Regions from separate parts of the Homo sapiens genome. Here region 2 is linked to region 1. A link is an interaction called in ENCODE POLR2A ChIA-PET data of the cell type or tissue named here. Cell type or tissue: GM12878. All regions are shown on one strand. Each heading gives the region's core, and the rest is flanking DNA. Links, peaks and the distances in the headings are about the cores only. Region 1 has its middle 31 kb from the start of PHC1. Region 2 overlaps AICDA (activation induced cytidine deaminase).

The links. Peaks named below come from ENCODE experiments on the same cell type or tissue, not always from the same donor. Only the 100,000 strongest peaks of a DNase experiment are listed, where the experiment ranks them.
Region 2: POLR2A ChIA-PET joins it to region 1 with 9 read pairs; 2 of 35 experiments call an interaction of 5 or more read pairs at or near these places.

The regions. Positions count from the first base shown.
Region 1 is chr12:8,881,673-8,884,588 of GRCh38, forward strand. It overlaps a transcript of A2ML1 not described here. Among named protein-coding and RNA genes, the nearest start is that of PHC1, 31 kb to the right of the region's middle. In GM12878, for the core only: no CTCF peak of the experiment used is centred there; no DNase peak of the experiment used is centred there.
Region 2 is chr12:8,607,158-8,610,073 of GRCh38, forward strand. The region is part of intron 1 of AICDA (activation induced cytidine deaminase); the gene reads right to left. Among named protein-coding and RNA genes, the nearest start is that of AICDA, 4.2 kb to the right of the region's middle. In GM12878, for the core only: a CTCF peak has its summit at 2,017; no DNase peak of the experiment used is centred there; H3K4me3 peaks cover 974 bases; H3K27ac peaks cover 1,070 bases.

The sequences.
Region 1 (2,916 bases), core at 190-2,689:
GTACAGATATAGAAAGAGAGAAAATAGTGTGTTCAGTTTACTACATTAAGTTTGAGTGGCTGGGTGTGGTGGCTCACACCTGTAATCACAGCACTTTGGGAGGCCGAGGCGGGTGGATCACGAGGTCAGGAGATCGAGACCATCCTGGCTAACACGGTGAAACCCCGTCTGTACTAAAAATACAAAAAATTAGCTGGGTGTGGTGGTGGGTGCCTGTAGTCCCAGCTACTCGGGAGGCTGAGGCAGGAGAATGGCGTGAACCTGGGAGGTGGAGCTTGCAGTGAGCCGAGATTGCGCCACTGCACTCCAGCCTGGGCGACAGAGCGAGACTCTGTCTCAAAAAAAAAAAAGAAAAAAGTTTGAGAATGTGTAAGTCCTGATGGTGAAGATGTTGAGATAGTGGGATATAAAGGGTCATGTCAACCATTAAAGAAAGAAATCTGAAGATAAAGACTGGCAGTTAGCAGCAAATAAGTAGTGAGAAGCCAAGAGTGTTGAGGACTAGCTAGGGAACAGGAAATGAGAAGAGGAGAGACTGAAAGGGAGTGCCAACATTTCAACAGCAAAGGAAGAGAAGGGACTTCAGAACCCAGGATCTCACCAATATTTCTTCCCATAACAATGGCCTCTTGAAGGCTTTCCCTTCTCCTACCTCCCCCTTGAATCCCCGCCTTCATCAAGGATTTGGTAGGAAGTGGAAAGGAACCAGTATCAGAAAAGAATCCTACTTTTTTTTCTTTCTAAGAATCCTACCTTAATAAGCAAAATATGTCACATTTGGAGCACAGAGAACTTTCTATCCTTCTTCCTGTAGCCCTGTTGAAATATTTATCATATCTCATCCAGACTGTTGCAAAAACCCAGTTGCTGCCCCTTCTATGTCAGAACATTCCTCCACCCCTATGTCTATTATTTTATTTTACATATTCTCTATACACAAGGCTGCCTCTATTCAACTAACCCTTAGAATTGTGTCAGGTGATGTACTGCCAGCTATTTAAAATCTGGGCCAGGTGCAGTGGCTCCCACCTGTAGTCCCAGCACTTTGGGAAGTTGAGGAAGGAGGATCACTTGAGCCCAGAAGTTCAAGACCAGCCTGGACAACATAGCAAGACCCAATCTCATTCTTTTTAAAAAATAAAATCCTAATCTGATTATGACATTCATTTGCTTAAAACCCTTCAGGGGCTGTTAGGGGTAAAGTTCTATTCCTGTTCATGGCATAGCAGACTTTCATGACTATTTTCTTCCTGCCCCCTCCCCGCCAGCTCCATCTTCGGCCTTTGACCCTCACACTTCAGGAACACGGAACATTTGGTTCCCAATTTCCACTAAAATCTCCGATAACTTTCAAAGATGCTTTCTATCATGCTTGAAAAGCTTTTCTCTCTTCTGCTTGGAGGACTTCCACTGGTCCTTCAAGGAATGGCCTCCAAGGTGTGTTTCCTACTCTGGCAAGGCTTCCTTAAGAGCTCTTTGCTCCTACAGCACCTGTGATTCCAGCGGAGGATTTACCAAGCTGGGTTCCTGTTTTCTGTTGACCCTCCCATCTCCCCCATCAGAGTGTAAGATCTCTGGAAAGCTGGACCCTGTGCTGGGTGCTTCCAACTCCCCACCACCACACCCCATTATCTATTCTCTTTATCACTGACAAAAAGTACAATTTTATTTGGAGCAGCCACGTGCCCAACTAAAATCGTCACCTTCTCAGAATCGCTTGCAGTTAGGTTTGGCCATGTGGCAGAATTCCAGCCTACAAAAAGTAACCGGAAGTCCCTGGAAAGTATTTCCTTCTTCTTCTTCTCTCTCTCTCTTTTTTTTTGAGATGGAGTTTCACTCTTGTTGCCCAGGCTGGAGTGCAATGGCACGATCTTGGCTCACTGCAACCTCCACCTCCCAGGTTCAAGAGATTCTCCTGCCTCAGCCTCCCAAGTAGCTGGGATTACAGGTGCCCACCACCACGCCTGGCTAATTTTTGTATTTTTACTAGAGACGGTGTTTCACCATGTTGGTCAGGCTGGTCTCAAACTCCTGACCTCAGGTGATCTGCCCACCTCGGCCTCCCAAAGTGCTGGGATTATAGGTTGAGCCACCATACCTGGCCTGTTTTTTATTTTTATTTTTAATTTTTGAGACAGAGTCTCATTCTGTCACCCAGGCTGGAGTGCAGTGGCACGATCTTGGCTCACTGCAACCTCTGCCTCCCAGGTTCAAGCGATTCTCCCGCCTCAGCCTCCCCAGTAGCTGAGACTACAGGCGCCCGCCAACACGCCTGGCTAATTTTTGTATGTTTAGTAGAGGCAGGGTTTCGCCATGTTAATCAGGCTGGTCTTGAACTCCTGGCCTCAAGTTATCTGCCTGCCTTGGCCTCCCAAAGTGCTGGGATTACAGGCGTGACCCACCACACCTGGCCCTGTTTTTTGAATTCTAGCCATCTTAGTGTGTGTGAAGTGGTATCTCATTGTGGTTGGATATCCTCTGATGAAAAAGGATCTGTTCAAGGCTTTTGTTTATGATTCTGGATTGACTTTCTTTTGAAATTCTTTTTTTTATTTTTTGTTTTTTTTTGTTTTGTTTTTTTTTAACTATTTTCCTTTTTTTTAACTTTTATTTGAGGTTTGGGGCTACCTGTGCAGGTTTGTTACATAGGTAAACACGTGTCGCGGGGGTTGGTTGTACAGATTATTTCATCACCTAGGTATTAAGCCCAGTACCCAATAGTTATCTTTTCTGCTCCTCTCCCTCCTCCTACTATCCTCCGTCGAGTAGACTCCAGTGTCTGTTTTTCCCTTCTTTGTGTTCATAAGTTCTTACCATTTAGCTCCCACTTATAAATGAGAATGTGTGGGAATTGGTTTTCTTTTTCTTTTTTTTCTTTTTTTAAGACGAAGTCTCACTCTGTTGCCCAAGCTGGAG
Region 2 (2,916 bases), core at 319-2,818, 270 kb before region 1:
TCCTGAGCCCTGCTGAGCCTGGAATCCATCATAAACTCCTTTTCCTGCTTATATTTAAGGCCAATTGAGAGATACTCATCAAGGACCCCAAACCCTTACCCACAAGACAGTCACCTCCTGCCACTGTCTTCTAGATGCTGATGACTTGGGATTACAATTAAATTTGTTCTTCAACAAGAAAACGAAACAAAAAATAAAATAAACTTGTTCCTCAGTCCCATAATTGTATATTCAGATTTCCCCTCCAGTCTTTACCTAAGTGTCCAACTTGTACCTCAAACTCAAAATGATCAAAACAATATTCCTCAACTGCCCCCTGTCCTAAACTGCCACTCCTCCCGACTTTGCCACCTCAGGTAAGCAGCCTAGCAGCCTGGAACCATCCTTGACTCATTTCTTATTCCTCAGTCCTCATATTTAATTAATCATCTAAATGTGTTGATTCAAACCCCCCAATATTTCTTGAATTTGTACCTTCCCTGTTTGCTCTTCTCTGCTTCGGTCCAAGCCCTCATCTTCTTCCTCCTTATCTGTTGTGCTGGCCTTTTAACCGGTCTGTCTGCCTCCAGTCCCTCCAAAATAACATTCCCCACACTGTCACCACCATGATCTCACAAAAACCAGGTGCACCATGCCATTCCCATGCTGAAGACCCCCTGATGGTTCTCTTCTGCCTGCAGAATAAACTCCAAACTCTTTAATGTGGTGTTTAGGCCACTTTTTACAGTTGGATCTTGATCTAAATTTCTTTTTTTAAATTTTTTTTTTTTTGTTACGGTCTCACTTTGTCGCCCAGGCTGAAGTATACTGGCATGATCTTGGCTTACTGTAGCCTCAACCTCCCAGGCTCAGGCAGATCTGCCAGGCTCCGCGGATCCTCCTGCCTCAGCCTCCTGAGTAGCTGGGATTACAGGCGCCCACCATCATGCCCAGGTAATGTTTGTATTTTTAATAGAGACGGGGTTTCACCATCTTGGCCAGGCTGGCCTTGGACTCCTGACCTCGGGTGTTCTGCCCGCCTTGGCTTCCCAAAGTGCTGGGATTACAGGCGTGAGCCACTGCACCGGCCTATTTTTTAATGTATAAGAGCAATACCTGGCTGGGCGCAGTGGCTCACACCTGTTTTTTAATGTATAAGAGCAATACTTGGCCGGGCGCAGTGGCCTACATCTGTAATCCCAGCACTTTGGGAGGCTGAGGCAGGTGGATCCTCTGAGGTCAGGAGTTTGAGACCAGCCTGGCCAACATGGTGAAACCCCATCTCTACTAAAAATACAAACATTAGCCGAGTGTGGTGGTGGGCGCCTGTAATCCCATCTACCCGGGAGGCTGAGGCGACAGCTTTGCTTGAACCCAGGAGGTGGAGGTTGCAGTGAGCTATGGTCATGCCATTCCACTCCAGCATGGGCAACAAGACCAAAACTCCATCTCAAAAAAAAAAAAAAAAAAAAAAAAAGAAAGAGTAATACTTGATCATTGTCAAACTTGAATACTATGGAAAAATAGAAGAGCTCTAAATTTTAAAATATTAAAGATTTTTTAAATCTCAAATATCATAGTGTCTAATAATAATAATTAGACTTAGTGTCTAATGACAATGACTGTTAAGATTCTTGTGTTTATTCCTCTAGTCTTTCTACAGGCACATATTTACATGATTTGGATTATACTGATTGCATGTGTGATTTTGTACTCTGCTGCTTTTTTAACTAGTCAAAATGATCTAAATATCTTGCTATGTTGTTCCCACATAATGACTGATTTCTCCTCCTCTTTGTTTTCTGGCTCCTAGCACAGTGTCTTGCATATCATAAGCACTAATTTGAATAGCATTTGTGGAAATACTCTGGTAACCCAAGTTTCCTTAAAGAAATCAAGAGTCCCCATTGCAGCTGCAGACAGCAACACAAGCTGTACAGCATGGTTGATATGAAAGCACAAGTGATGCCTGGATTTTGTCCCTAGTCTTTTCCAGAAATGCATTTATCCAATTTGTGGAGCTAGTGCTGTCACCTAATGGTACGGGGCAGAAGTGCAGAGAATTTGCGAAGTAAAGGGCTCAGGAATTTGAATAACGTTTGCTGGCAAGAGAATTGAAAGTTTTCTTACACATTATTTTTTCTTACATTGAGGTATAATTTACATACAGTAAACTCCACCCATTTAAGATGCATAATTCTACGAATATTTTTGGATGTAAACACCCCAAACTGCTACCACAGTCAGGATACAGAACCTGAATCACCACCCTCACCCCACCAGAGCTTCTTCCCTCTTTGCAGTCCTTCCCCTCCCCACAGGACAACCACTGATTTGCTTTCTTTTTTTCCCATTTTTGTGGAGAATGGAGTTTCACTGTGTTGCCCAGGCTGGTCTTGAACTCCTGAGTTCTAGCAATCTTCCCACGTGGCCTCTCAAAGTGCTGGGATTACAGGTGTGAGCCTCTATGCCTGCCCTGATTTGCTTTCTGTAACTATAAGTTACTTTCATTTTCTAGAATTTCGTATGGCATACATTATCTCCTCCTTCATGTCTGACTCTTTCATTTAGCGTCATGACTTTGGGATTCATCCCCAAGTAGCTTCTTTGTACTGCAGGGTGGTATTCCATTGCATGGATATAGCACATTTTGTTTATTTGTTCACTTGTTGATGGATATTTGGATAGTCTCTACTTTGGGGTTTTGTGAATAAAGGTACTATGAACATTCACGTACCAGTCTTTGTGTGGATATACATTGAGAATTGATATTTTAATAATGTAGTGCAGGTGACAGACCCTGACTTTAAAAGTTAAATACCAAAATATCAGCCTAACTAAGTAGCTCATCTAGGACAACAGCTCTTTGTAGTTGTTTCCATTTATTTTTAATTTTTCTTCTTATTTTTTTGAGGCAAGGTCTGGTCCTGTCACCCA